2 separate regions of the Homo sapiens genome follow, and region 1 is linked to region 2. A link is a loop called in an ENCODE intact Hi-C map of the cell type or tissue named here. Cell type or tissue: mammary epithelial cell. All regions are shown on one strand. Links, peaks and the distances in the headings refer to the core of each region. The heading gives the core; the rest is flanking DNA.

The links. Hi-C counts contacts between places; a loop is a spot of excess contacts. Peaks named below come from ENCODE experiments on the same cell type or tissue, not always from the same donor. Only the 100,000 strongest peaks of a DNase experiment are listed, where the experiment ranks them.
Region 1: a loop joins it to region 2, with 12 times the contacts of the local background. A loop is called at or near these places in 12 of 110 quality-filtered maps.

Annotation. Positions count from the first base shown.
Region 1 is chr2:75,151,159-75,167,060 of GRCh38, forward strand. The region is part of intron 1 of TACR1 (tachykinin receptor 1); the gene reads right to left. It overlaps TACR1-AS1 (TACR1 antisense RNA 1), which reads left to right and starts at 3,160. Exons shown (of 4, transcript NR_168010.1): 1 at 3,160-3,413; 2 at 5,046-5,157. In mammary epithelial cell, for the core only: a CTCF peak has its summit at 6,480 (motif pointing right); no DNase peak of the experiment used is centred there.
Region 2 is chr2:75,395,165-75,411,066 of GRCh38, forward strand. No RefSeq gene overlaps it. Among named protein-coding and RNA genes, the nearest start is that of EVA1A-AS, 120 kb to the right of the region's middle. RefSeq lists an enhancer at 8,832-8,891. In mammary epithelial cell, for the core only: a CTCF peak has its summit at 8,980 (motif pointing left); no DNase peak of the experiment used is centred there; H3K27me3 peaks cover 586 bases.

The DNA of each region.
Region 1 (15,902 bases), core at 2,629-10,628, 250 kb before region 2:
AGAAAAACTCATTTTCTGGGGAGAAATTCAAGCTGGCTGCAGAAGTTTGCATAAGTAGCAGGGAGCCTAATGTTAATCCCCAAGACCATGGGGAAAATGTCTCCAGGTCATGTCAGAGACCTTCATGGCAGCCCCTCCGATCACAGGCCCAGAGGCCCAGAAGGAAAAAGTGTTTTTGTGGATCTGGCCCAGGGTCCCTGTGCTGTGTGTAGCCTAGGGACTTGGTGCCCTGTGTCCCAGCCACTCCAGCTGTGGCTGAAAGGGGCCAATGTACAGCTTGGGCTGTGACTTCAGAGGATGCAAGCCCCAAGCCTTGGCAGCTTCCACATGGTGTTGAGCCTGCAGGTGCACAGAAGTCAAGAATTGAGATTTGGGAACCTTTGCCTAGATTTAGGAAGACGTATGGAAGTACCTGGATGCCCAGTCAAAAGTTTGCTGCAGGGGTGGGGCCCTCATGGAGAAACTCTGCTAGGGCAGTGTGGAAGGGAAATGTGGGGTTGGAGCCCCCACACAGAGTTCCTACTGGGACACTGCCTAGTGGAGCTGTGAGAAGAGGGCCACCATCCTCCAGACCCCAGAATAGCAGATGCACCAACAGCTTGCACCATGTACCTGGAAAAGGCTGTAGACACTCAACACCAGCCTGTGAAAGTAGCTGGGAGGGAGGCTGTACCCTGCAAAGCCACAGGCATGGAGCTGCCCAAGACCATGGGAACCTACCTCTTGCATCACTGTGACCTCGATGTGAGACCTGGAGTCAAAGGAGATCATTCTGGAACTTTAAAATTTGACTGCCCATTGGATTTCAGACTTGCATGAGCCCTGTATTGTTTTGGCCAATTTCTCCCGTTTGGAATGGCTGTATTTACCCAATATCTGTACCCCCATTGTGTCTAGGCAGTAACTAGCTTGCTTTTGATTTTACAGGATCATAGGTGGAAGGGACTTGTCTTGCCTCAGATGAGACTTCGGACTGTGGGTTAATGGGTTAATGATGAAATGAGTTAAGACTTTGGGGGACTGTTGGAAATGCATGATTGGTTTTGAAATGTGAGAACATGAGATCTGTAGGGCCCAGGGGCTGAATGATATGGTTTGGCTGTTTCCCTACCCAAACCTCAATTTGATTTGTATCTCCCATAATTCCCACGTGTTGTGGGAGGAACCCAGGGGGAGGTAATTGAATCATGGGGGCCAGTGTTTCCCATGCTGTTCTCATGATAGTGAATAAGTCTCATGAGATCTGATGGTTTTATCAGGGGTTTCTGCTTTTGCTTCTTCCTCATTTTCTTTTGCCGCTGCCAAGTAAGAAGTGTCTTTCACCTCCCCCCATGATCCTGAGGTCTCCTAGCCATGTGGAGCTGTAAGTCCAATTAAACTTCTTTTTCTTCCCAGTCTCAGTTATGTCTTTATCAGAAGTGTGAAAATGGACTAATACATGCTCCGAGGCTGAGAGTTAAAGTGTCAGATGTCTGATTCCTTCTAAATCTGAAAACAGGAAGCTTAACAGTTGGTACATAGTAGATGCTCAATTAATGCTTAATAAATGATTGATAAATATCACTAAACAGGTGTATAGATCACAGCTCTCTTAGTCACCCCAATGCATTCCCATTAGAGAAATTCACTGCTAAGGGGTTGTTCCTTAGGAGAATAGACTGTACACCTCACTCTACCATTTCTAGTGGGTGGATCAAAGGCTATTAATTCCAAAGAAAGATGGGGCCAAGACTTCTTTTTTGTTTGTTTGTTTGGTATTTTGTGAGACGGAGTCTCATTCTGTCACCAGGCTGGAGTGCAGTAGCGCAATCTCGGCTCACTGCAACCTCTGCCTCCTGGGTTCCAGTGATTCTCCTGTTTCAGTTTCCCGAGTAGTGGGACTACAGGCGTGCACCACCACGCCTGGCTAATTTTTGTATTTTTTAGTAGAGATGGGGTTTCACTATATTGGCCAGGCTAGTCTTGAACTCCTGACTTTGTGATCTGCCCACCTTGGCCTCCCAAATTGCTGGGATTACAGGCGTGAGCCACTGCACCAGCCTAAGACTTCTTATAAGAGTTCTTTTAGGCAAAAGCTCAGCAGAGGGCAGGGTAGGAACAATACACAATCACCTTGACTGAGTCTAACAAGATGCTATGGCAAGAAAGCACAGGAATTGTCAGAAATCTTTTCTGAAGGCATCCAAGCCTCAGTGGGATGTTATGAAAGACTGCTTCTCAGAAGATAGTCCTGACACCTAAGTGGGTGACTGAGCTAGAACCAGCTACTCACTTGCTGAGAATTATTGACCTCTCTTGTGAAATGTCAATATTGACTGACTGCACTCTGAGCTGTGCTGTTAAAGGCGTTCAGTTTTACAAGGGAAGCAGAGCATAAGGTCTGATGTCTCTTCCAGATCTGATGACCTAAGATTTGTTTATAGGATCAGGAAAAAAACCCATTAAAATACATCTCTTAATTCTTAGAGTATTATTGAAATTGTGTACAACTTGGAGAGAAGCAATGGCAAAACTTCTGAAATTCACCTGGCACATTCCCTGTTTCCTTCCATGTGGCTGCTAACCCTTTTAAGTTGTGAAGACAGAGGATCCAGGTGGACCAACCAGGGATGCAAAAGGGAGGAGGTGGTTTTAACTCCTGTGTGCAAGGATTTAATTCCTCACGTATCCTCTCTTCCTATTCAAGCTAATTCCAGGTCATCAGTGTACTCTAAGTATTCTAATCAGATTCATTAAATTTTTTTTCCTGGAATCACTGATGGTGGGCAGCACTATTGAGCTTTATTCAGGGTGTGGGACTGAGGTCTCTCCATGAGGCCATTCACTTTTGATAAGGAAACTGGCCTCACTATAGGAGTTCAGTAAAGGCCCAGCTTGCTGGCTCACTGATTAATTGAAGGGCGGGGGTGTGGGGCTTGCTGTGCACAACTAAAGTTCACTTGGATGCCCCCCTCACTGCCCAAAGCAATGCTTGGCCTACAGGAAGCTGAGCCTGCTGCTGCCTTCCTCCCGGCTCCTGGCTCCCTCGGGATCTGAACACTCAGGGTCATGCTGTTGCTGCCCAAGCAGGAAAATCCTGTTTCTGAAAATCCCAAACAACAAACAGCTCCCCTACAGAGCTCATGGGGGAGTAGTCAGAACCTCCAGACTGAGCATGTCACAAGGAAGGACTGCTTTGCTGAAGCCACTCACTCCGGGAGATTTATAATTGGAAGTTTGGCCCAGGGAGATAATCAGCCAAGAGCGCGCACGCACACACACACACACACACACACACACACACACACACACACTCTGAAGAAACCCAGTGGAGATTCAGCACTAACCCACCACACACACACACACACACACACACACACACACACACACTCTCTGAAGAAACCCAGTGGAGATTCAGCACTAACCCAGCACAGGTGAGTGAGAAATTACAACCTGTCAGCCAATGAGCCATGGTGATTCCCTCTGAAGAGGGTTTCCCAGCTATCATTCCCTTTCATCCCCACTGTAAGTTAGGCCCTCGTGCATGTTGCCTGGACTGTGGCTGGAGTCTCCTAACTGTCTTGTCTTCTCTGGGTTTTCTGGCCCCAGGTCTCTCCCTGTCTATCTACCCTGCATCCCTGCTGCTGTTGGAAGAGTCCCCTAAAAGACCTTCTCCACAGCACTGCTTAGCTCCTGGTACTCCCTTATCCCTCCTTTCGGCCCATCCTCTGCCACTGGCTTCCAAGTTCGCATTTGGCCTGCTCCCTACCTCAGTCCTGGGCAGTGAGGCAGGAAGCTGCCTTTCTCCTCCAGATGAGTCTGTGCTCTGCCTCTCTCCTTTGCGTCTCCAAATTCACACTGAGCATGAACATCTCTGACCTCACCTTTTCAAACCAAATGAAAGGGCTGCATAAGGACAACTTAGTTTATTTTGGAAGGCTGTTACACTTTGACCTCCATTTAAAAAACAAACAAAAAAATCTAAAAACCCCAAAACGTTGAGGGACTGTTCCCAAGCCCCAGCATCTTTGCCCCATCCTCAAGCCTTCCAGGACCCTCTCTCCATTCTTGGGATTGCAGCTCCTAACGTAGTTCTCCTCTTCAGCTCAAGGACAATTCTAACTGTCTTCTTGCCTGGTATGGCTTAATGAGCCTCAAGCTCACTTAGCATCATCTGGATTTAATTTCCTCTCTTGCCGTGAGCAACCTTGGCTCATCTTTCTGCCTCTCTTCTCCTCTCCTCTTTTTCCTGTCTCCCCCTCCCTTTGCTTACATGCCCTTCTTCCCCCTTTCTCTCCTCTCTCTATCTCTACCTCTCTAATGTCCACAAGTGCCTCACAACTGCCCCATTCAACCCCCACCTGAGTATCACCAGCTCTTCTGGTCCAGCTCACCTGTAAAATCTCTATTCCATCCAGAGAGGCCACCATCTCCTGTTCTAAGGGTCACATAGCTCAGATACAGACAAACAAGGTCAGGACAACCACCCTCCTGCCTTGGAAAATCACCAATTACCCTCCATTATTATATTTCTTGTGAAGCTACATTTACATTTTATCATATCCACATAACAAGAGAGAGAGTTTTAAAAAGGAGAGTGGTCAAATGTATGTCAAGAGACATAGAAACACTTAGAATAATGTAGACAGAACAGATAGCTGGAGTTATTAGAAGGTTATTGGAGACCATCAAAAAGGAATCAAGATGGTTTAGGATATATTCTATTATTCTAACTCAGGATTGGTAAATTATGGCCCATAGGCCAAAGCTGGCCTGCTGCCTATTTTTTTATATGGCTTCTGAGTGAAGAACAATTTTTACATTTTTAAATGATTGAAAAAAATAAAAAGAAGACTATTTCACAAGTAAAAATTCTATGAAATTCAAATTTCAGTGTCCATAAGTTAAGATATCCTGGAACACAGTCACACTATTTGTTTACATATTGTCTATGGCTGCTTTTGTGCTATAACACAGAGTTGAATAGTGTGACAAATATCATATTGTGCATACAAATTATTGTGGTGGGTCCTCGATATGATAACAAGTATTCTTGTAAGCGATAGAAGAGGAGAAGAGACATACAGAGGACAAGGCCATGTCACAACAAGTGGAGACTGGAATTATGCAGCCACAAGCCAAGGAACCTCTGGAACCACCAGAAGCTGGAAATGGCAGGTAAGAATTTACCCAAGAGGCCGGGCGCGGTGGCTCATGCCTGTAATCCCAGCACTTTGGGAGGCCAGGGCGGGCGGATCACAAGGTCAGGAGACCGAGACCATCCTTACCAAAAATACAAAAAAAAAAAAAAAAAAATTAGCCGGGCATGGTGGCAGGCCCCTGTGGTCCCAGCTACTCAGGAGGCTGAGGCAGGAGAATGGTGTGAACCTGGGAGGCAGAGCTTGCAGTGAGTGGAGATCATGCCACTGCCCTCCAGCCTGGGTAACAGAGCGAGACTCCGTCTCAAAAAAAAAAAAAAAAAAAGAAAGAATTCTACCCAAGAGTGTCTGGAGGCAGCACAGCCCTTCCAACACCTCGATTTTGGACTTCTGGTCTACATAACAGTGAGAAAATAATTTTCTTTTGTTTCAAGCCACCCAGTTTGTGGTAATTTGTTATAGCAGCCCTAGGAAATGAATATACTGGTCTTTCATACAAAGTTTACCAACCCCTGTTTCAATCTGTCTTTCTACATTGGATTTGGGTATGCTCATTAGTGTCTAGTTTTCTTCTAAATGAAGTAAAGAGATAGTGAAATGTAGGGATACACTGCATTTCCATTAAAATGACTAAGAGAATGAGAAAGAATGCTCAGCACTATGAAGCTGACAGCTCTTCTCCTCCCATGATGGAGATGGGAGTCGGGGCTGGGTGCTCCATCCATTTCTCCAAAGGACTCATGTCTCCCATGCATTCCAGCTGCTGACCTGGATCAATGGTTTTCAGAAACAGAGGCTAGAAGGGATTATCTCATCAGCTTGTATTCAGGTCTGTGGTAGTGGCAGGGCAGGGGTTGGGGGATTGATAAGGAGGAGGATGAAGAAGGAAAGGCACCACCGTGGAGCAAACTGGTAACTGAGACTTGGAGGAAAGCTAGACCCTTCTCCTCCAAGTCTAAACAAATTCCCTTTCCTTTCATTTTCCTTACTACCATCTGCCCACTGTAGTCCTCCTCACCCACCTATGGAAGCAAGGCTTACCCAGTGACTTTGGGTAGGTACTCAAGCTTCTCTTTCCTACTCTCCCAAAAGAGAGGACTCAGGTCCTGACAAACAAGCATCATAACGACCTACGAAGACAGGATTTGACATAGGAAAATCAGAGCTTGCATTGTTAAGAGTTAAGAAGGGGGATTGTACCCACCTTGTTCCTCCACCTGTTCACAAACAATGTGTCAAAGAAGGGGCAGGTAAGTGGCCAGGCAGCCCTGAAATAGCCTGGGGCCAGGACTGTGACAAATACTCACTGGGAACATCCCCCACCTAAGGGTTGAAGTCAGGAAGAGGAGTGCCCTGTCCTTACACTAGATGGAACTGTTCCTCTATAAAAAAGAAGAAGAAATAAAACCTGATACATGTATTAATCTTATTCAGGGAGATGTGGGTTTTAAGCAATTCAAATATTTCATTCTGTTCTTTCAGTTCTGCCTACTGGCCATTATCAGGAAGATGTGGGAAATAGACTGAAAGAAAATCTTCTGATTATTGAAAGAGAATTTACAGCAGCAAAACAATTTGCAGTGTTTCTACCTAGAGACAGGGAAGTAAGAGAATCTGAGTCCAAGTCCCCACCAAAAAGAGCTTTAGTTTAGAGCCTGTTTCTCAAGAAACTTGCATATGCACACATGAGTTTGGGAAATTCTCATTATTACCTCATAGGTTAGGTCTAAACCTTATTTTAAGACTGAGAAATGGAAACCTAGCTGTGTGAAGAATGCATCAAAGATCATAGAGATGGTTAAGGGCAAAGAGAATACAAGACTCCAACTATGACCCAACTGGGTCCTCCAACACTTTTTACTATCTTTGGATCTGATTCACTTCGGGTAAATGTCTCCTGAGATCTTCCTATGGACGAAGATCGAGCATTTATCGGAAAAGCATTACTCTAGGCAACTATGTAATCAGTAGAATTTTAATTTGACCAAGTGGACATGGAGAGATTTCCACAGCTTATTAACTTTCCCTTGCTCTCTGCCTTTTTCCCAGGCAGAAAATGCATATTATGTATTCCCAGTGTCTGGCTTAATAAGAGGGATTATTATAAAAGGCAGCAATAGGACATCTATTTTCTAAAATATCAAAAAATATGTATTTATTTTGATAAACAGCAAAAATTAAAATGGTCCTGGGGGAAGAGTGCTCTATCGCAGGCCTCAGGCAAAGTTCTAACCTTAGAATCTGTTAGTAGTTAGCAGCAGGGTTAAAAGTTGTTTTTATCAGCTCTGGGTGATTGCCATATATTTTCATCAATTAATTTTTGTTGAAATGCCTGCTGAATATGTGATGTTGCATAGGGAGACAGCTGAATGTTTGCAACATAATCTAATTTGGCAGCTGGGACCTGAAAGCTGAGTATTCCTCAAATCAATATGCCCAGCATCGCAAAGGAAGCAGAACTGAAAAGAGAGGAATGGGTGGTTGGGTGAGATGCTTGCAATGTGGTGATTTAGCTGGAGTTGGGCCTCTGTTCCGAACTCAAACGGTCCCATGTCCCAGGCCTGGCTCTGCCACCAACCAGCTGTGCAGCTTCCAGCAAGTTATCTCAACCTCGAGCATCTGCTTCTTCATCTGTAAATGGAGCTAGTAATTGTACCAACTTTGGAAGACTGTTGTGTTAAGTGCTTTAGAAGTATTATCTCATTTAATTCTTACTACAACCACTACCTGGTAAAATAATTTTTTATTGGTACCTTTTTTTTTTAATGTTTTAGAGAGATAAACAATGTAGCTAATTTTGTAGGAAAGGCCAAAGTAGCTAATTTTGTAGGGGACCTGATTTTTAGTCCAGCTTGGCTGGCAACTAATTTTAGGTCTGTAAAGGTTCAGAAAGTATATCCTGAACACAAGCCCTCCTCAGTTACGTTATTTAAAGTGTTAAATACTCAAGCCAACCGAAACACAAACCAAAGTAAAGAATTTAGATAAGAAAGACATGTGAAAAGGAGGCTACTGGTAAGTACAGAACTCAGTTAAATGTAAATAATTATGAATTAATTGTATTATCTTTTTATTTAAAAATCTAATAAATTCTGATTTTTCTCTCCCCAACTTCCTGTGATATAACTAAGAAAAAACAAAGAGAAACTAGTTTCTGTAAAACTGGAAACTCCGAGAATTCCTCAGTGATATGCCAGGAAACAGGAAGAATTTCCACTAGCCAAAGTTCTGAGGAAGTTACAGGCAGGAAAAAAGATAAGGGTTACCATCTTTTTTTAGTCAATAAAGCTATGCCCACTCTAGGTACTTTCCTTAGAAACATGGAGTCTTCCCAGCAGAGAAAGGAAAGCTAGCCCCAATTTGACTTCTAGAATAATAGAGCCATTTTGACCACACTTTCCCTAATATTAGTTACTGTTTTCTTGCACTGGCTTGAGGCTACAATTACCCATAAAATGTTGTGTGACTAGGAGTGCTTATACCTAGAGGGTCTGGGTGGCAGTTAAAAAGAGCTGAGTCTGACAGAGTCGTAGTGCATTCTGGGAGTTATATTGAATCCTGGAGAAACTATTTACCGAGCATTTACTACATGTCAATAGAGGTACCATTCGCTGGATCAGGCACATAAAGAATTGGGAAGAAGGTCTGACTCTACAGGAATCAATACCACTCATGAAAAGATAGGCAGTGGGACTGGATATCTCCCCATGGCAATATATTCACACTACATACAAGACTTTAAGACAGCAAAAGATGGGCTGGAAAGTAAGAATATCAAACAACACTTGTTCATAAGAGAAGTGAACCAGCAGAGAAAAGAGAAAAGAATTGTACCAGCAGTTATGTGGATAGCCAGGGGAACAAAATTAAAAACATACATTGGGAGTTTTGGGAGTTTACAGGAAAATCTCTCCTGAGCAGACCTTTGCACATTAAAGAATGAGTAAATAGAAAAAAAAATGAAATTGATGACAATGAATTATGAGTACGTATTATAAAAGGAGGGGAACATAATGCTCAAAAGGCAGAAAAAAACAGTTTTGAAAGAAGATTTATAACAAATAAATCTTTGTTTGATTTATTTGTTATGCAAATAAATCCAAAATAAATTAGAAAATATGGTAGTTTTGGACTTTAAAAGCTATTCATAACATGGACACTGTGGAACAGTTCTGACTGGAAATCAAAGGAATAGAAGCTGAAATAAAAAGGAACTTGCTGGGGACAAAAAGGCAGGAATAAAGAATGATTGAGATGAGAAACAATTCTGAAAGAGTTAAAAATGCAGTTACAAAATCGGATTCAGCATCAGAACAGGTAAATTGCAAAAAAGCAAATTAGAAATGAAAGAACCAGCTTTAGAAGTTGCTCCACAATGAAAAGGAAAAGAACAATAAGATAAAAAATAATGGGGAAATAGGGATTCCTGGACAGGAGAACTAACCAATTTGAACAGAAGTAATGATTTAAGACATAACCGAAAAAAAAGTTCCTTAATGAATAAAAGTTGGGATCTGCTTACACTAAGCAAAATCAATATACGTGAGAGAGGGGATACATATCCAGAGATATTCTGATATATTTTCTTATTTCAATGGTAAGGAAAGAATTCTACCAGCCATCCAAGAAGGTAAACATTTTGCCTATAAAGGAAAAATATCAGGCTGGGCTCTAATCTTCTATTATAATGCCAGAAAATAACAGAGCCACATTTACAAAATTATGACATGAGAAATCTTATAGAGTGATAATTGTCTACCTAAGTTGTGCTAAGGTAACAGAAAGAACTTCTCATGAATATAAGAGATCAGGAAGTATATTCACAATACCATTCCTGGAAAAATAAACAAAAACCAAACCCCCCAAAACAAACAAAAACCACACTACTCAAAGACATTAGGGATAAACGGTTGAGAAGAATATTAAAAAAGGAAAGCTGTTTACTAAAAGAATTATGGCAAATCTTGCAAACATTTAAATTGAAAATTAAAGCTTAATAATAGTTATAATATCATTATGAGGCTTATTACAAATGTCAAAAATAGCTCTTTAAAGAGAAAATATACAGCATAATATTTAATAGTAAGAATATGAGTTAACATTCCATAAAAAACTGGGACAGTGAGAGAAAAGAAAAGGGAATTAGAAATACATACTAAAATGTTAATCTTTCACAGAGGTACAATCAATACAGTTTTATTTTTGGCATTGATAGGAAGAAAAGAATAGTTTCAAGTAAGTTATTTTTAATGTAAACTACCAGGAAAATAACAACAGAATGCGCAACTTTCAAGTCATGAGACAAAACAAAGTCAAAGAAAATAGTCCATATAGTAAAGGAGGTATAAAAATGAAAACAGTAGAGAGAACAACAAATCACCTAAAATAGAAGCAGAAGTAGACAAAGCATAGTCACTATTACATGAAACATTAATGGTTAAAACACTTTTATGAAACGAAAATGACTCTAAAAGGTCAGAAGCATGTGAAAAACCATATGGACTTCCTAAAAAAACTATTACTCAGGAAAAGTTACAAACTAAAAGATGGAAAACTTGTGTACAAATATGGCTTATGGATATTGAGCTATATCTTCTCATCAGTTCTGTGGAGAGAAACAGATGGGCAATATTGAGTCTAGGTCAGTGAATGTATCAGGTAATCACTAATCCAGAGGGAATATTAGATGAATTTGTCAAAATTGAAGGAGGAGACCAATTGAGATGCTAACAAGTATTGACTCTTCCAAAAAAAAAAAAAAAAAAAAGAAGTGAGTCTGTGTTGGGGGGAGGGGAAATGTTGGAAACCTTCCAATTAATATCACTCAGGAGCGTATTGAAAATCCATTTGCAGAATGGAAGCCAAAGAATGTTCTGAAAGTGCATTTTAGAATAAAATGTTATTGCTCTGTGACACTTACAAATTCAAAAGAATACAGCCATCCAATTAAAAGTTTACATAATCAGATTTATGAAGGTCAAAGGCATCCTAAAGTATTGCATGCTTTCATTACCCCACCTAAATATTTCTTTAAGCAAAATGGCAGAATCTTTAAAAAATGTGTTAGAGGCACACAGTGTTTTGTTCCCTAACTAATTCTAGCCAATGGCCAATGGTTCTGGATCTCCAAATAGTACTGGAAGAGTGCCAGTGCCTTCATATGAAAGTTTACAATATTTAGTTCTTCTATTTTAGGAAAGAGAACCTTGGGACTAGAATAAAACATGCCAGTGAAAACTGAGAAGCTCCAGCTAGAAGTGAAAAATGTATCAAAGGAAATAGATCTATTTGAGTTCTGTTTTATCTCAGACATACTTAATTATATTTCATGACTTTCTTGGTTAGGAACACAGTTCCCTGTAATTGAAGGTCAATATGATGATATTTTTAGCAATTTTTTGTGCAGTATTTTTTGTCTGAGAGACACTCAAGATTCCACTTTTTTCTGCTTAAAATCTTTTTGCACATTAATTGTATATTACCATTTCATTGAAAGATAGATGACTCAAAAATTTTGTTGATGTTTCAAGGTTGTTAAAATTCCATGCTAGAATCCCAGTTACAATCTGCTATACTTGAGTATGAAGAACTATGCATTTATCATGCGTGGAAGAGACTACTGGGCCTACCTCATATTTTCCCTGTCCTGGTCCCATAAGAGATTATACTTCCCAGTCCGTTTGCAACTAGGCAAGGCTGTATGAATAAGTCTAACCAACAAAATGTGAGTGAAAGTGATGTGTGCCACTTCCTGGCTAAGGCAGTTAAGAGCTGACATGACACTTCCACTTCCCTCTTACCCAGTCATGGCAAACTTGGAAGTCATGTGTTGAAATGACAGTGTCACAGAATGGAGGGAGATTTGATCCCTGAGTCAGCAGATGGTGGAGAGTCCCCATTGATTCACAGGAGACTTTGGGAGAGCAAGCACCAAAGTGCTGTGCTAACTAGAGAAGTCAGGGTTTGTCTATGGCAACTTTTATCAATTTTTTTACCCTTACATAAGCTTTTTTGTGCTTTCCTTTTGGGCTCAAGTTCTTTAGGACCTAAGAATATTTATTTGCCTTGAATGAAAATGTGAATCAGTTCACAGCAGTACAAACTCACAGAGTACAAACTCTAAAATAAAGGCATTTACATAAGTCTTAATAATAAGTTTTGTGTTTCATAGGCATATATTCTATTAAATGCAATTCTAAATGGATTGCTTGGCAGGGCAAAGGTAAATGTTGCCAGATTTCTTATAATTTTTAAAGTACCTCTTTATCAGATAAATGAGAAAAAAGTTGAAATAGAAACAGTGAACTCTGAACTTCTTCCCTAATGACTTATTCTACAAAGTTGGTGCACAGGTGTGTTAAAAATATGATATTCAACGTTGTTTTCATTAGAAGTATTTTATGACTTATTTTGAAGAAAATAATCAATTCAATATAAAAATGTAGATGTCTTAGTAGTAAGGGAAGAGAGCAAGGGAGAGAGAGAGTGATTTGTATCCCAATATTGCATTATTACTCTTCATGGATTTAGTCATTTGATTCAATGAAATTTAAAATGAATCATTTAAGTTTCTTCATGTTAGTTAACCAGTCTATATTTTGCACAAAATGATTCTTCTATTTCTTTGGAGTATTTCATGAAGTGATATAAAATTATCACCCTTGTCTTGAAAAAAAAAATCTCCTAAAAAAGTAAACAAATGGAGGTACAAAAACAATCAAGCAAATACAAACTAAGAAAGCAGGAGTGGGCCGGGTGCAGTGGTTCACAACTGTAATCCCAGCACTTTGGGAGGCCGAGGCGGATGGTTCACGAGGTCAGGAGATCAAGACCATCCTGCCTAACATGGTGAAACCCCGTCTCTACTAAAAATACAAAATATTAGCCAGGCGTGGTGGCGGGCACCTGTGATCCCAGCTACTCGGGAGGCTGAGGCAGGAGAATGGCGTGAACCCAGGAGGCAGAGCTTGCAGTGAGCTGAGATCATGCCACTGCACTTCAGCCTGGGTGACAGAGCAAGACTCCATCTTAAAAAAAAAAAAAAGAAAAAGCAGGAATGACAATATTTATATTGTACAAAATAAAAATAATAGAAAAATAATTATGACTAAATGAATTATCTTGTAAGAATTAAAGACATTATCTAAAAAGGTATAACAATAATGAAAATTGAACGCAGTACGTGAAATAGATAATTTTCTGGCAAAATACAAATGACCCAGTCCAACTGAAGCATAAACTGATAATCTAAAAAGGACAATAGTCTTGGAAGAAAATGAAAAATAATCTGTTGAATTACTTTGGGCTCAGGCAGTTTGAAAGGTAAACTTAAAAAAAAAATTATGTGATAACTATTCCTGTACAAAGAAAAGTAGGTAAAAGCACTGAATTGATTTCATGAAGCAGAGTTAATTTTCTATGACTGTAGTTACACTGGCTCCGAGTGCTCCTGGAAGGCTCTGTCATTTGGGCTCCTGTCTCACCATGCCCACTGCTAATTGGTCTAGCTCAAGCCTTAACTTGGCCTCTGCAGAGGTTGCTAACAATGCTCAGTCCCAAGTTCCATTAACACTTTATGAAAATAATTAGTTATAAGAAGCCATAGATAGAGCAAAGTCAAGGCATGAAGTTGGATCCATGACCATGTGACACTGAACTTGTCCCAATCCTTCTCCTGAATTTTATGATTCATCCTATTGTAGAGGATGTGTGGAGGGGTGGATGCATGGGACCCAGCATGAGCAGGAGCATTGGATCAACCACCTGAGCATCCATGTTAGTCTTACTATCTTCCCAAAGGGCTTATCAGAAGCTAGACGAGGGTTTGGATTAGATTCCTATAACGAAAACCACTAAGACAAAATACCTCAGCATAATTGGTCACAACTCCCACTTCTGGCCTTAATCCCTTTTTGAACGAAAGATCTGCTCACTACAACCTCCTTAATTAAGGATACTCAAGGGACGATGCCCACTTGGGGCTGGTGTCCCATCTTCCATTCTTTTTTATTTTATTTTACTTTATTTTTTTGAGACAGAGTCTCGCTCTGTCACCCAGGCTGGAGTGCAGTGGCGCGATCTCGGCTCACTGCAAGCTCGCCTCCAGGGTTCACACCACTCTCCTGCCTCAGCCTCCCGAGTAGCTGGGACTACAGGCAACCGCCACCATGCCCAGCTAATTTTTTGTATTTTTAGTAGAGAAGGGGTTTCACCTTGTTAGGCAGGATGGTCTCAATCTCCTGACCTCGTGATGCCCCTGCCTCAGCCTCCCAAAGTGCTGGGATTACAGGCGGGAGCCACTGCGCCTGGCCCCATCTTCCATTCTTCAGGTCAGAGCATTGGGCCACTGGAGTAGTCTGGGAGGGGCCTTTGACTTCTCTGCCCCTAAAAGTGAGTTCTCATAAAATATGGTGCGCCCAGGCTAACGCTGGTACTTATTATGGCAAATCCTTTAGCTTCAGGTCCCTGCTCTTTTTGTCCTCCACTTCTGATATGACAAATGCCCAACAGTGGAGGCAGGAAGACAGCCCACCTTCTGTCAGAGCCTACTCCCCAGCTCATGTTTCTCTGTCCCTCCGTTGTATAGCAAACTCTTGCCAAGCCTTTTGGAATGACTTTTTAACAAGAAAAGCCCCATACTTTAATGGGCCAATTCAAACAACTGACATCTGTTAAAGAAGCACACAAATATCCTTTAAGTCCTTAACCTTTAATTAAAAAGTCATGCAAATGTACATTTCCTAAAGGGATACTTTTCCCCTCACTGTGATTAGAGAGGAGTGAGACTCTAGGTCAATCCAAAACATGCAATCATATAGGCACATTGCTCTATTAAAACAAAAATGATTTAATATTAAAACATTCATTATTTAATAAAATGTCACATCATTAGTTTAGGGGAGAAAAACGTGGTCATCTGGAGACAGACTAGAAATTGATTCAGTAAAATTCAACATCCATTTTTGATAAAATCTCAGAAACTAGCGCAAATCTTTTCTTTACAGGATGAAAAGTATCACAAATCAACAAACATAGAATGATGAAATTATAAAAGCATTCCCATTATATTTTGAATGTTCACTATTTAAATATTAAACATATTTTAATGTGTTTTAATATGAAGGCTGCTTTAAGAAATTCAATAAAATAGTATAATCAACTGACTTGAACATTGCAGAGGATAGTGATGAAAACTTAGTCGTTGGCCAATCAATCAGCGCTCCTTCTGTCTTACCACTCCTCAAACCCCACTCCCACACACCTTTATTGGTCTTTGGCCTTGGGGCTCTCACTGACTCTTCCAGAGATAGCAATCAATCTGGCCAATAGTCTCAAGATATTTTCAAAGAGAGCAAGAGTGAGAGAATGAGAGCACAGCAAGTGAGTGGGCTAGAGATTGTGGGCGGCTGGGGTTGCAAAATGTAAAACTTGGAGGCTATTAGAGGTTACATCCTCTTTTATTTGGTTCAGGTTATCTGAGGAAAACTGTTTGTTGGAAGAGAGAAGGATGGAGCAGACATACAGAGAAGTGCAGATATAGGAAAGTCTAGTTCTAGGTCATCCTGAGATGCAGCTGCTGTGCTGCATTTGGGTTATAGATGCCTTAGTGTTCTTATAATAAAATGTGCTTTTTGCTTATGGTAGTTCTAAATGAGCTAATACCAAGAGGCAGTTAGTTACTAAATAGATAGCAAACATTGGATTTTTAAAAAATATGCTCACAATAGCAATAAATAAGACTACATTATGATAATAAAAATATTT
Region 2 (15,902 bases), core at 5,319-13,318:
TGTGATTTACGTGTGGGGGGCTGCCACAGGCTCCAACCAGCATCCCTATCTGCCACTGACACCTTAAGTACCATTGGATCTGCTGGATCATATGGCCCAAGTGGCAGAGCAGCTTGCACAGCAGCCTAGACCTGTTGCAGAGTCTACTCCTGTTCTGGACCCTACTAAAAACTGGCAGCCTTTAGGGTCACTTGATTAATAGGCTAGGGTAACACATTCAAATGAGGAATGTGTTGCCTCCAAAATCCAAATAGGCCCACTAGGCCTTGTGCTTCTTTCTTGGTTGTAGGAGGAGCCAAATGCTGCAACTTATCCTTTACCTTAAAAGGAATATCTCGACAGGAAGTTCCATCTTTTAATCCATATTTCAGCTAACCAAGCCAATAAATTATTAGAAAAATTTTTAACTCCTTGAACTGCAATATTAAATGCAGAATCAATATTTAGTGGGCCCAGATCAATAAATTCAGCCTGATCCAACTCTATGTTCATTCCACCATTATTTTATACCCTTAATATCCATTCCCATGCCTGTTCTCCAGATTTCTCCTTAAATAAATTAGAACACTTAAGCAGTTCTTTTTGAGTGTAGCGCACCTCCTCATGAGTCACACTCTGAACCTCACCTCTGAGGGCCTGCTAGGACTTTAGTCTAGTTATAGGTCTAGAAGCAAACAAAGGTGTTGGGGATGGCCCCTGAGGAGAATCAACATTATCTTGCCTCGCAACTGCCTCAGGGGAGGGCAACACTGTTGCCTCAGGCAGCACAGCGTTTATCGCCTTAGACAAAGGTGGAAAGGCTGATAGCAGCATGGGTCGGGGAGCGGATGTTGCCACAATTGGGGATGGGGAAGCTGTTTCTTCTGGCAAAAAAGGTTCATCAGAGTTTACAAGCTCAGTGCCCCCAGCTTCTTCAAGGTCCTCCCACACATCCCTATTCCCAGTTGCAGGGTCCCATTCCTTTCCAATCAATGCCCTCACTTTAACGGTTGATACCTGGGCAAGGCTGTGCATGCAACTTTCATTGTAGGTCAGCGGTCAGCCACTCATGTGATAAGAGCTTGTGTCTGATTTTCCACAATTTCTGCTTTCTATACAGGAGATAAGACTCTTGCTCAGGGCCACCTTAGCAGATTTGAGGCTCAGTATCTGCTTCTGAAACTGGGAGTTACAATCCCTGTGTTCATCATTTTCTTTCATCATTTTGTCTAGTGAACTTAGGAATAACCAGCCAACTTCATTATGTTCCTTGGTTCTCTACATAGAGTCAAAAGTATTATGTATAGAGTCATTAAACTCCTTGCCTGTCACCAGCTGTGAATCAGGAGTGTCAAATGCATTTATTTTGCATAACTCTAAACACAGTTTATTTTGCATAAACTCTAAACTCTGTGTTTATGCGTAGTATGTAGTATGTGTAGTATGTCCTCCATACTATTAGAAGTAGAGTCCTTAGCATTTTTGGGTCTAATCTTATTAAGCAGCCAACTCCAGAAACCCCCAAACCAACGAAAGAACTCCATCCTTAATATTCTGTTCCTCTAGAACCACTCCTGGTACCAAAACCTGTATTAGTCAGGGTTCTCTAGAGGAACAAAACTAACGGATATATATGGGAGTTTATTAAGATGTATTAACTCACATGATCACAAGGTCCCACAACAGGCCATCAGCAAGCCGAGGAGCAAGCAAGCCATTCCACAGTCCCAAACCTGAAGAACTTGAAGTCCGATGTTCAAGGGGAGGAAGCATCCAGTATGGGAGAAAGATGTAGGCTGGGAGGCTAAGCCAGTCTAGTCTTTTCATGTTCTTTTGCCTGCTTTTTATTCTGGCTGTGCTGGCAGCTAATTAGATTGTGCCCACCCAGATTAAGGGTGAGTCTGTCTTTCCCAGTCACCTGACTCAAATATTCATCTCCTTTGGCAACACCCTCACAGACACACTCAGGAACAATACTTTGCACCCTTCAGTCAAATCAAGTTGACACTCAGTATTAACCATCACACCTCCCCTAAATCATTCTATGAATCCAGTATCACCCTAATAGCAAAGCCAGGAAAGAACATAACAAAAAAAGAAAACTACAGACCAATATTCCTGATGAACATAGATGCAAAAACCTTGAGCAAGATACTAGCTAACTGAATCCATAGCACATCAAAAAGAATATGTCATGATCAAGTGGATTTTATACCAGGGATGCAGGGATGCTTTAACATACACAGGTCAATGAATATGATACAACACATAAACATAATTAAAAACAAAAACCATATGATCATCTCAATAGATGCAGAAATAGCATTTGATAAAATCCAGCATCGCTTTATAATAAAAGCCTTTAACAAAATAGGCATATAAGGGACATACCTCAAAGTAATAAAAGCCATATATGACAAACCCACCACCAACACCATACTGAATGGGGATAAGTTGAAAGCATTCCCTCGAGAACTGGAAAAAGATGAGGATGCCCACTTTCACCACTTCCATTCAACATAGTACTGGAAGTCCTGGCCAGAGCAATCAGACAAGAGAAAGAAATAAAGGGCATTCAAATCGGTAAAGAAGAAGTCAAACTGTCACTGTTTGCTGATGATATGATCGTATATCTAGAAAAACCTAAATGCTGATGATATGATCGTATATCTAGAAAACCCTAAAGACTCATCCAAGAAGCTCCCAGATCCAATAAATGAATTCAGTAAAGTCTCAGGATACAAAATCAATGTACACAAATCAGTAGCACTGCTATACAACAACAATGGCTAAGCTGAGCATCAAATTATAACTCAATTCCTTTACAACAGCTGCAAAAAAATAAAATACTTAGAAGAAGTCTACTTAACCAAGGAGGTGAAAGATCTATACAAGGAACACTACAAAACACTGCTGAAAGAAATCATAGATGACACAAACAAATGGAAACACATGCCATGTTCATGGATGGATAGAATCAATATTGCGACAACTGCATACTGCCCAAAGGAATCTGCAGGTTCCATGCAATTCAAAATACCATCATCATTCTTCACAGAATTATGAAAAAAAATCCTAAAATTCATATGGAACAAAAAAAGTCCACATAGCCACAGCAATATTAAGCAAAAAACAAAACAACAACAAAACACATTTGGAGGCATCACATTACCCCACTTCAAATTACACTACAAGGCAATAGTTACCAAAAAAGCGTGGTACTGGTATACAAATAGGCACATAGACCAATGGAACAGAATAGAGAACCCAGAAATAAAGCCAAATACTCGCAGTCAACTGATCTTTCACAAAGCATACAAAAACATAAATTAGAGAAAGAACACACTATTCAATAAATGGTGCCGGGAAAAGTGGCAAGCCACATGTAGAAGAGAAACTGGATCCTCATTTCTCACCTTATACAAAAATAAACTCAAGATGGATCAAAGACTTAAACCTAAGACCTGAAAACATAAAAATTCTAGAAGATAACATCAGAAAAATTCTTCTAAACATTGGTTTAGGTAAAGAATTCATGACTTAGAACGCAAAGGCAAATGCAACTGATACGGTTTGGCTGTGTCCCCACCCAAATTTCATCTTGAATTGTAGCTCCCACAATTCCTAGGTGGGAGGAACCTGATGGGAGGTGATTGGATTATGGGGGTGGGTCTTTCCCCTGCTGTTCTAATGATAGTGAATAAGTCTCATGAGATCTGATGGGTTTATAAAGAGGAGCTCCTTTGCACAAGTTCTCTCTCACCTGCTGCCATATAAGAAGTCCTGTTGTTCTTCATCTTTTGCCATGACTGTGAGGCCTCACCAGGTATGTGGAACTGTGAGTCCATTAAACCTTTTTTTCTTTATAAATTACCCAGTCTTAGATATGTCTTTATTAGCAGTGTGAGAACAGACTAATATACAACAAAACAAAAATAAATTAATGGGACCTAATTAAACCAAAAAGCTTCTGCATGGCAAAAGAAATAATCAGCAGAGTAAACAGACCACCCACAGGGTGGGAGAAAATATTTGCAAACTGTGCATCCAACAAAAGACTTACATACAGAATCTACAAGGAACTCAAACAAATCAGCAAGAAAAAAAACAAATAATCCCATCAAAAAGTGGGCAAAGGATATAAATAGACAATTCTCAAAAGAAGATATACAAACGGCCAACGAACATATGAAAAAATGCTCAACATCATTAATTATCAGGGAAACGCAAATTAAAATCACAGTGAGATACCACCTTACTCCTGCAAGAATGGCCATAATTCAAAAGTCAAAAATTAATAGATGTTGGTGTGGATGTGGTGAAAAGGGAATGCTTCTACCCTGCTGGTGGGAATGTAAACTAGTACAACCACTGTGGAAAAACAGTATGGAAATTCCTTAAAGAACTAAAAGTAGAACTACCATTGGATGCAGCAATCCTACTGCTGGATGTCTAACCAAAGGAAAATAAGTAATTAAATGAAAAAGACAGATGCACATGCATATTTATAGCAGCACAATTTGCAATTGCGAAGATATGGAACCAACCTCAGTGCCCATCAACAAACAAGTGAAAGAAGAAAATGTGGCATATATACCCCATGGAATACTACTCAGCCATAAAAAAGAATAAAATAATGTCTTTTATAGCAACTTGGATGAAGCTGGAGTCTATTATTCTAGGTGAAGTAACTCAGGAATGGAAAACCAAATATCCTGTGTTCTCACTTGTAAGTTATAAGTGGTAGCTAAGCTATGGGGGTGCAAAGTTATAAGATTGATATAATGGACTTCGGGGACTCAGCAGGGAAGTTTGGAGAAGGTGAGGAATAAAAGACTACATATGGGGTACAGTGTACCCTGCTCAGGTGATGAGTGCTCCAAAATCTCAGAAAGCACCACTAAAGAATTTATCTATGTATCCAAAAACCACCTATATCCCCAAAACTACTGAAATAAAAATTAAGTAGAAATTTGTGGTGTTTCTATACACTAAAAGTGAATTATCTGAAAAAAAATAAAGAAAATGATCACACTTACAGTAGTATCAAAAAAGTAAAATGCTTGGAAATAAATTTAACCAAGGAGGTGAAATATCTGTATGCTGAAATCTGTAAGGCATTGATGAAATAAATTGAAGAAGACACAAATAAATGGAAAGATGTCCTATGTTTATGGAGTCGAAGAATTACTATTCTTAAAATGTCCATACTACCCAAAGTGATCTACAGATTCAATATAATTCCCATCAGCAAGTTGGAAACTCCACTTCATACTGGTATAGCCAAGGACACAGTACTCCTTCAGCTCCCTGTGGGAGGGCTGTTATCCTAAGGAGCAGAATGTCAGCTTTTTTCCACCCTGTCTTGTGCTCCTTACGCTATAATGCTGGAAGTTGATCTCCTAATCTTTCATTTTATGTCTTTCATTCTGTGGCCTGTGTTTTCTATGTGCATTCCTTCTGGAAATTTTTAGTATATTCTGTTCTTGATATTTCAGAGATTATTTTAAATATATCTTCATATATTTTAACTCTTTCATTAAAAAAATAGATCCATTGTATTGATAAAATTATCATATTTCACTCCCTTACTACCCTTTCCTTTCCTCTGTTGCTTGGTCTTTGCTGATTATATCATATTATTATTCTTAGCTTATCCAGTGTTTATTTTTAATTCTAACTGTATTTAATGCACTAATTGGTTTATAAATATCTGTTTTTAAAAGCTAATTTAATGTCTATGCTTACATTACCTTGTAAATTATTTCCTTCTTAACCTTTGATATGGTCTGGCTGTGTCCCCCCCCATATCTCATCTTGAATTATAGCTCCCATAATTCCCATGTGTTGTGGGAGGGACCCGGTGGGAGATATTGAATAATGGGGGCAGTTTCCCCCATACTGTTCTCATGGTAGTGAATAAGCCTCAAGAGAGCAGATGGTTTTTTAAAACAAGAGGTTTCCCCTTTTGCTTGGCTCTCTCATTCTCTCTTGTCTGTAGTCATGTAAGACCTTCCACTATGATTGTGAGGCTTCCCCAGCCATGTGGAATTGTAAGTCCACTAAACCTCTTTTTTAAAATAAATTACCCAGTCTCAGGTATGTGTTTATCAACAGCGTGAAAATGGACTAATACAACCTTCCAAGTTCGTTTTATAATTTCTAAATTATTGTATTTCATAATATTTACAGTTACAACCATAACTTGTAGAGTTGTTTTAATCTCAGCCTTACAATTAAATCGACTTTATGCTCACTGTCAATCTGTTTGCTGGTTTCCTCATTCATCTATCTGTTGGCTAAAATTCATTTGGTCATTTCTTCAAGAAGCTTTTATGGGAACTGTATTTTCCTTTATATTAGAACTACAGTTTAATTGGATATAAAATTCTTGGGCAATACTTTTTTTTCAGCTAAACCTGAAGATTTCATAGACACTGGTGTCTTTTAACATTGAATGGTTCTTAGAGAAACCTGAAACCACACTGATTCTTTTTTCTCATTTAAGTTGATAGGTTTGAATGGATGCACAATAGCTTTTTCTTTTCATTATCTATGAGATCCCAAAATTTTGTAGGACATGTCTTAATATTAATTGTTCTGAAAATCTCTGTATACACTGTTTTGTCTACTCAATCTAAGACTTACCCTGTCAGGTCCTTTTACATCTTTGGGAAATTTTCTTGAATGATACCTTTCAAATTCTTTTTTGTTACATTTGTTTTGTTCTCTTTTGAAGAACATTAACTATGCATAGGTTTAATCTCATAAGACCTCCATTCTTATTTCCAATCTATTGCTATTATTTTTTCCTAATTCCTCTCCTTCTTTCTGTAATCTTTTTAAAATTAGCATGTAATAGTTTTACATGCTTATGGGGGTACAGTGTGATATTTTGATACATACATACAATGTATAATGACCAAATCAGGGTAATTAGTATATAAATCACCTTAAAATTTATCATTTCTTTGTATTGGGAACATTCAAAATCTGCTCTTCTAGCTATTTGAAAATATAGAATAAGTTATTATTAACCATAGCCGCCCTGCAGTGCTAAAGGACACTAGAAAGAATTCCTCCTACCTAGCTGTAATTTTACATCTGTTAACCAGCCTTTGGCTATCTCTTCCTCCCCACTACCCTTCTCAGTTTCTAGTTAACACTATTATATTCTCTACTTCCATGAGATCAACTTATTTCACTTCCACATATGAGTGGGAACATGTGGTATTTATCTTTCTTTGCCAGACTTATTTTATTTAATATAATGTCCTCCAGACTCACCCATATTGCCACAGGATTTCATTCTTTTTCGAGGCTGAATAGTAATACATTGCGTATATATGCCACATTTTCTTTATTCGTTAATCTGTTGATAAACACTTTGGTTTATTTCATACCTTGGCCATTTTGAAAAGTGTTGAAATAAACGTGGGGGTGCAGATATCCCCTTGACATACTGATTTCCTTCCCTTTGAACATACACCCAGTCGTGGGATTGCTGGATCCTATAGTAGTACCATTTTTAGATTTTTAGATCTTTGAGGTACCTCCATACTGCTTTCCATAATGGCTATACTAATTTCATTCCCACAAACAGCACACAGGTTCCCTTTCTTCCAGCATATCCTCTCCACATCCTCTCCAGCAGATTTTGAATGTTCTCATCCATAAATGGTTGAGGTGATAGGTATGCTAATTACCCTGATTCAATCATTACACATTGTATACATGTATCAAAATATCACACTATATCACATAAATATGTAAATGTACTGTGTCAATTTAAAAAATCATAAAAGCAAAAAAATAAGAAAAAATCAAGAAACCCATCTCATTTACAATAGTCACACAAAAAATATAAACTTAGGAATAAATATAAACATGGATGTCAAAGATCTGTACAATGAAAATTATAAATATAATAAAAAATTAAAATGGACACAAAAAAGTGGAACAACATTCATGTTTATGGATTGAATTAATATCGTGAAAATTACCATAGTGCTCAAAGTTAACTACAGATTCAATAAAATCTCCATCAAAATACTAGTGACATTCTTCACAAAATAGAAAGAAAAATTCTAAAATTTGTATGAAACCACCAAAGATCTCGAATAACCAAAGCAATCCTGAGCGGGGGGAGGGGGTGGGGAAAGAACAAACCCGGAGAAATTACACTACCTGACCTCAAAATATCTACAAACCTATAGTAACCAAAGCAGCATTGTACTGGCACAAAGATAGACACATAGGCCAATGAGACAGAATAGAGAACCCAGAAATAATTCCACACACTTAGACCTAACTGATTTCTGACATTGGAGAAAGGAAAATTTCTTCTGTAATCTTTTAAACTTTGTTCATTTATATTTCATTTTGCTTTTTTTGTTTCTGATCCTGCTTTTTTGTCTCTTACTGAGTGTATTAGTTTCCTAGGGCTGCCACAACAAACTACCACAAACTGGGTGGCTTAAAACAACAGAAATTTATTGTCTTACCGTTCTGGAGGCTAGAAGTATAATTTTAACATGTAAGTAAGTTTGGTTCATTCTGAACTGTGTGAGGGAGAATGTGTTCTGTGCCTCTCTTCTAGCTTTTGGTGATTTGCTGATGCTCTTTGGCGTACCTTGGTTGTAGATGCGTCATCCCAACCTCTGCCTTCATGTTTGCATGGTATTCTCTTTGTATGCATGTCTATTCTCTTCATATGGCGTTCTCGTTTTAAGGATACTAGTTATATTGAGTTAGCGAACCACTGTACTCAAGTGTCACCCCATCTTTTTAAAAAAAATTTTTATTTTTTGAGACAGACTTTCCTGTTGTTGCCCAGGCTGGAGTGCAGTGGCATGATCTCGGCTCACTGCGACCTCCGCCTCCGTAGTCATACTTTACACTCCCACAGATAGACCCTACAACATCTACTCGTTGGTCTAAATTAGGTTATGTTGCTTCTTGCTTGCTGAGTGTGCTCCTGACTGTGGAGAATTCCTCCCTCTACTGGTTTATCCTGAGAATTGCAACAATTTCTCTGTATATCACGCCTATCAGGGTCCCAGGCAAAAATTCTTTTAACCCGGTGGAGTAAATTTCCCAAATTCCTCATGACTGTGTGAACACATGAAGATATAATAAAATGGGGTTCGTCACTCTATCTTATACATCACATTACCATACTGCAATGGTTCTGAAACTTTTATTCACGTACTAACATCTCTAAAATAAGACTACATCTTCTAATCAATGGAATCATACAATTGTTATCAGTATTGTGATATAGTTGTTATTATAAATCTAATACAAAATTAAAGTGGACACAAAAAAGTGGAACAACATTCACGTTTATGGATTGAAAGAATTAATATCGTGAAAATTACCATAGTGCTCAAAGTTAACTACAGATTCAATAAAATCTCTATCAAAATACTAGTGACATTCTTCACAAAATAGAAAGAACAATTCTAAAATTTGTGTGAAACCACCAAAGATCTCGAATAACCAAAGCTCCTGTGCATGCAGGAGCTTCCTCATAGCTGTTCATATTGTTACCACTTCAAAAGAATTATGCTCATTGTTGATGCTCTATGCATTAAATTTAATTGACATGTGCAATGTACCCAAATTGAATACACTGATTAATCACTGAAACAAAATGTTATTAAGTACACAGAAAGGTATGAAAATAGTGTCTCAGGGCATAAATTTTATATCAGTAATGCACATACTCATTGTTTTAAGGACAACTGCATTTCCATATTTTCTTACAAAGCAACAACCAAATGCTTTATAGGACCTAAGAAAGAATGGTATGCATGAGTAGGTGACTTTCTATTATGATGTTCTATTGTTAAGATCTATGCAAAACGATTGCCTATCACTGACTAAGCAGTACAACTGGAGGCAGAAGAAATTGCAAAATACTCCAGGATAGATTAAAGAATTTCGAGCCAGAGAGAGGCTATGTGACCCATTCAGGTTGGGTAGAAATATCATTAAGGCATCACATATCAATTTGTTAGAAGCTTCCTGTTGTCACATTTGATGGCAAAATTTTACTGTACTAGACAGCTAAAGAGCATCCATCCATCATAAATCTCCTTCTCTCTGTCTCTTTTTTTTCTCTCTCTCATTTGAGATGTAAGCTCTTTCTCTTTTTTTCCCCCAGTCTAAGGCATACTCTTTATTTTTCTTATCTGGGTCATGGCTCTTTCTCTTGAGCACACATATCTTATAAGCTCTAACTGCCGAACTATCTTTTCTTTCCTGAAAATCTCCCTCTGGGTTCAAATAGCTTTTCTTTGGCTATCTGCCCTTTCCTTAGTTTTCCACATGTTATTGTTAACATATGGTGTAATTATAGGTGATTAATACTAAAATGAGAAGTAATAAACTATAAACAAGCAGAAAAATATTAGAATTTCACTCACCCATTTCCACGTATTGCCAAGGATTTTGGCATCATCTGAAGGCAGAATAAAAACTAGAATGCTTATCTGCATGTAGATTTCCCTTTTGTATTTTCAAACTTTTTAAGTAAGTGTTCCAGAATATCCCTGTCAGTTGCCGTATCTCTTACTGTGTGCTTCTGGCTCTTATGAAGGCTTATATCACACTTCACCTCACGGAAAAGTTAACTATATTGGGGGATCTGCAGGAGGAGATAATCATCTTGGCCCCAGAAAAGCTGGAATGAGTCTCTGAGATTTTATGTCAATGTAAATCCAGGCCAAAATGAAATACTTTGAGATGAACTTAAAATCTTTCATTGACCTTTATGTGGAGGCTCTTATCTTTATCATAATACATTTTCTATATTAATATAATCTAGCTTTTTGGGGTCTTTTCTGACTTCTCTAGGATTCTAAAGGCATTCTACATACTACAGGAGAGTTCTGAGTGTTTTCAAGGTTACTAAAGTTTCCCACCGCTCACTAGAATTCTATTTTCTGAGTATTTTTTACCCATTTCCATCCATGCGAAGTTTCTCTTCTGAGCCTGGCATTATTTTCTTTTATTCCACTCAAGTCTTCACAAAACACATCTGCCTTTTGACTCTTGCTATCTGGGCTGTCAGCCGAAACCCACAATAGTGTGGAGCCTGTGAAAGATGGCTCAGCCTTTTGTGTTGTATGCATCCATTCAAAAGGACTCTATAGGCAGAGTTAAGCAGACATACAAAATCTCCCTGCTTCTCACCCATTAATTTCAGTCACTTTCATAGTACAGAGAAAACCCTTTCATATTTTAGAAGTTGAATTTGCATAAATGTGCATAACACTGATGTTGCTGCCCTTTCCCTTCAACTATTTTCTGTTCCAGTAATTCATCACCACCTGCCCTTGCATCCTGAAGATTTATGTTTTGAAAATCACATGAGAGTAGTTATATGGCTCATTATTCTCAGGGAAACATGCTTTCAGTGTATGATGGCTCTTTGCTCCTTATCTCTGGGCGCAGAAAAATCTTGCCTATTTGTAGGGCTCTGTGCCATGCTCCGTCTCCTTCTGCACATCGTTGTCTATTTTTCTTTCTTTTATTAAATTAATAAACAAAAATTTATAACCACATTTAAATGCACATAAGAGAGAGCTCTCTGTAGATGAACATTCTACATATGTGTAACAAAAAAGAAATAGAAAGTAAATGAGAATGTTTCTGAAGTTTATTTTCCCATGAAGCATAGACTAGGTAAAAAATTTATGTCTTACTGAACTTTCTAAAATTACCTAAACTTCTTATTTATCAAAGCACACTATCTCAGCTACTGAATTGCATCCCAAAATAAACTAATGACATGAAATTGTTAAGTCTTCCCGACCCTAATGGAAGGTGCCAGTTGACAAGACATATTGTGATGACTATAGCACCAATAAAATAAGTTCAACAAAATACAGCTAACTATAAAAACACGTGAGAGGTTTAATTTTTTAAGTTTTAAAATATTTGTTATTCTCAATATATACATCTATAGCATAGCAAAGAGACAAAATAGGATAAAATGAGAAAAAATATCAACCCAGTAAAACACTCAGCAAAATAACTATACTAAAAACAAACAACGCACAATGGGAATTGGGGCTGTCATATCCCATAAAGTAGTTCCAAGGCTCAATAAATGTCAAAGTGAAAAATCTGTCATTGAGGAGATTAGACGAGAGCAGGAAGAGGTAGATTGGTCTCATAGAAAGAAATAGAAACACTTTTTAAAGAACTAAGGACTAAAACCTTACACCAGAGCAACAATAAATTTACTCCAATGGCATAAATGGGTTTTTACAAGGTAAGGTATGACTCATAGCAAAAATGTTGCTTTCATGATGGCATTTTTTAATAAAAAGAGAGAAAAAGAAAAAATAAATTAAGGATTTTCTCAATAGTTTGGCAATCATTGGCTCTCCATTCAATTTTGAGAGTAAAGTATTACAAAGCTGATTGGGTGTTTTCTGTGCATGAGAGAGGCTTGTTGATGTGTGAGTTTCAGAAAAGAGGGGTGGGGATTGGGCTGTTTCTTTGGAAGACACCCTAAATATTAATATGCTTAAGTCTTATTACACTAGTCAGTTTCATAGAGAGGAACCTTCCAATATCTTGCCTGTCATGGAGAGAGGCTATGGCAGCAGAGGTAGAAGCTTGGATTTCAGATTTCTGGGAGCCAAAAGGGGCCTCATCACTTAGTATTCTGACTTCGTTTAGCTCTTGTGTTTTTGGCATGGCACTCCAACTCTTAGCTAAACCTGAGACTTCGATTTCTGCAAAGAGTTATAACTTCTCTAGTTTTTTTATCCCAGTGTGGGAGGAATGGTCTTGTGAGTGTACTGTGAGGATGGGGGTGGCTGTTTGTTTTACTGACTTTTGGCAAATTCTTCTATTTCCAGTGCTGACTTGTACCCATAACTTTAGTCTTCTTCAATAAACTCCCCTTGATTTTTTTTTTTTTTTTTGCTTCCCTGTGTCATCCCTAAAAACCAATACTTCTTCCCCTCGCACTACCACCAATACCAGGTATTTGAGTTTCGGTTTTCTTTAATCTCTTCAGTAATTTAAGACTCATCTATTCTCAATTCATCTTCTAAATATTATAGACCTTTACAATCTACTGTGACTGACTTCGTTTCTTCTTTTTTAAAAACATTGAGTTGTACTTTTTCATTCCTTTGTTGTCAGTTTTATAGGAGTTGGGAAGGGAGTAGAAGTAAACATATTTAACAAGAAGTTCCTAACAGTTTAATAAGACACAGATGTATGTTTTATGAAGACATTTGCAAAGGGGGTTCTCATGATAAATGAGGTTCACATCTTAGGAAGTAGGTGACAGGTCTCACTCACAACAGTAACAGTGAATTTTATTCATAGGATGGTTCAACAAAGCTATGGTAATTCATAAGAACTCACAGATGAAACTCCATAACAACCTACAGTATGCGTAAGTTTGTGGGGTTGTCACTTGATGCTGAGACATACGAGGGGCATGACAGGTATGGACCTTGCCATAGGCTTGACGCTCCTTGTATACAAACTTTATGGAACTCTAATTTCACCTCTTTCCCCAACTATTCCCTCTTTGAGCTTTAGTTTGAGCTTTATAGAACCCTAATTGCACCTCTTTCCCCAACTGTACACCTCTTTCCCCTGATTGTGGCCTCTTTGAGCTTTAGTTCATTATTTGTAAAATAAAGATAATTTTACCTACTTCATGGTGTAGATATAAGGATTTAGTGAGATAATGCATGCAAAAATATTTAGCTCACTGGAGCTCAGTCAATGATAAAGTTAAATATCCAGAAGTTCCTGGATTAAAGTCAAGACCTGGAATACATCAGTTAGCTTGTTTCTGCTTCTATATCACATTTTTTTGGGACAGTTTATTCCATCTGTAAGCAGCTCTGATGACTGGAAATCTCATCTTTATGTCAAGCTTATTTTATTATCTCATTCATCCTTTAAATGGCTAAGGTCAGCAGTGGACAGGATGGAGCCCAGCCCTGCCATTATGGAACATACAGTCAATGTTATGACTTTTTATTTTTCTCCTGAATCTTTCTATCTGATCATTTTCCTCTTGTCTTAAGAATATGTTTTAGAATTTTCTTTAGCATGGGTCTGCTAATAGTGAAATCTATTTTTATTTGCCTGGAAATGTTCCAAATTGTCTTGATTTTTTAAGAATTTTTTGAGAATAAGAATATTATAAGAATATTTTTACTGCCTGGATTGGCAGTTCTTTTCTTCCGGCAAGTTGAAAATATCACATAACTGTTTTATGTCCTCGTTGCTGTTGTTGAAAAGTCAATTGTTAGTCTAAACCTTGCTCTTTTGGGAAACTCTGTCCTTTTTTCTCTGACTACTTTTGAGGTGTTCGCTTTACCTTTAGGTTTTCTTTAACTCCACTATGTTCAGTTGCAAATTTCTTTTTATTTATTTTTCTAGCACCAGAGGCACATCTCTGGTCTCAGGCACCAGGCTGCCACATACAGACACAGACTCCAGGCCTGGCTGACTCCAGCCTGATTCCAGGCTGGTCCCTGCAGCTGCATCCTCCATATTGGCCCTTATTGCCTCATGTTCCAGCAGACCCAGGGTCCAGATCCATACCTGAAGACCCAGAACACAGACCTATCTTCATTTGCTCAGGCTCCAGATCTTCCCCAGTCCCAAGCTAGCGCCTATGGACTCAGGCTCTAGGCCCATCCCAGTGGACTCAGGCTCCAGGCCTGTCCCAGTGAACACAGCTATCAGGCCCATCCTAGTACCAGGCTGGCCACTGCAGACTTAGACTCAAGGCCCACCCCAGCACCTGGTAAGCCCCTGTGAACTTAGGTGCCAGGCATCCACCTGCTGACCAAACCTCCCCAAAGACTCCAGCAGCAAGCCTCCCCACAGACCACACCAGATAGCCTGCCCCTGCCCAAAATCTCTACATGGGCTGACTGAGGAAAGCTTTCCCAGACAAAACCAATCTGCAAATATTAGAATAAGTCTCTACTTTTTCAAATGTGCAGATATCAGTGTAAGGCAATAAGAAACATGAAAAATCAATGAGATATAACATCACCAAAAGAACACTATAATTTCCAATAGCTGACCCCAAGAAAATGGAGATACAAAAAGTGCCTGATAAGGAATTTAAAATAAGAGAGAAACAATTTAATTAAGTCAGGAAAACAATAAATGACCAAAATTATAAATGTAACAGAGAGATTGAAATTATTTTTAAAAAACAACAAACAAATTATGGAGCTGAAAAACACAATAAATAAAAATTTTTTAAATGTAACAGAGAGCATTAACAACAGAATTGATAAAGCAGAAGAAAAAAATCTGTGAAGTTAAAGACAGGTTATTTGAAAATATACAATCCGAGAAAAAAATAAAAAAGAATGAAAGGGAATGAAGAAATCTTACGGGATTTGTGGGATAGCATCAAAACGGCAAATGTTTGAGATATAGGAGTTTAAGAAGGAGAAGAAAGGGACAAAGAGATAGAAAGTTTACTTAAAGAAATAATAGCAGAAAACTTTCCAAATTGGGGCAAATGTAAATATCCAAGAAGAGGAAAGTCAAAAGCCTCAAATGAAATCCAATCCAAACAGGACTATCCTAAGACATATAACCAAACTGAAAATTCAAAGACAAAGATAGGCTCCTGAAAGCAACAAGAGAATATAAGCAAATCACATGTAAGCAGAGCTTTAATAAGGCTGATAGCAGACTTCAGCAGAAATTTGACAGGCAAGGAAAAAGTAGCTTCACACAGTCAAAGTGCTAAAGGAAAAATATTGCAGACTGAGAATATTGTACCCAACAAATCTGTCCTTCAGGAATGAAGGAGAAATGACTAAGAAGAGCTGAAAGAGTTCATCATCACCAGAAGTCTTATAAGAAATCTTAAAGGGACTCCTCTAAGCTGAAAGAAAGAGGCA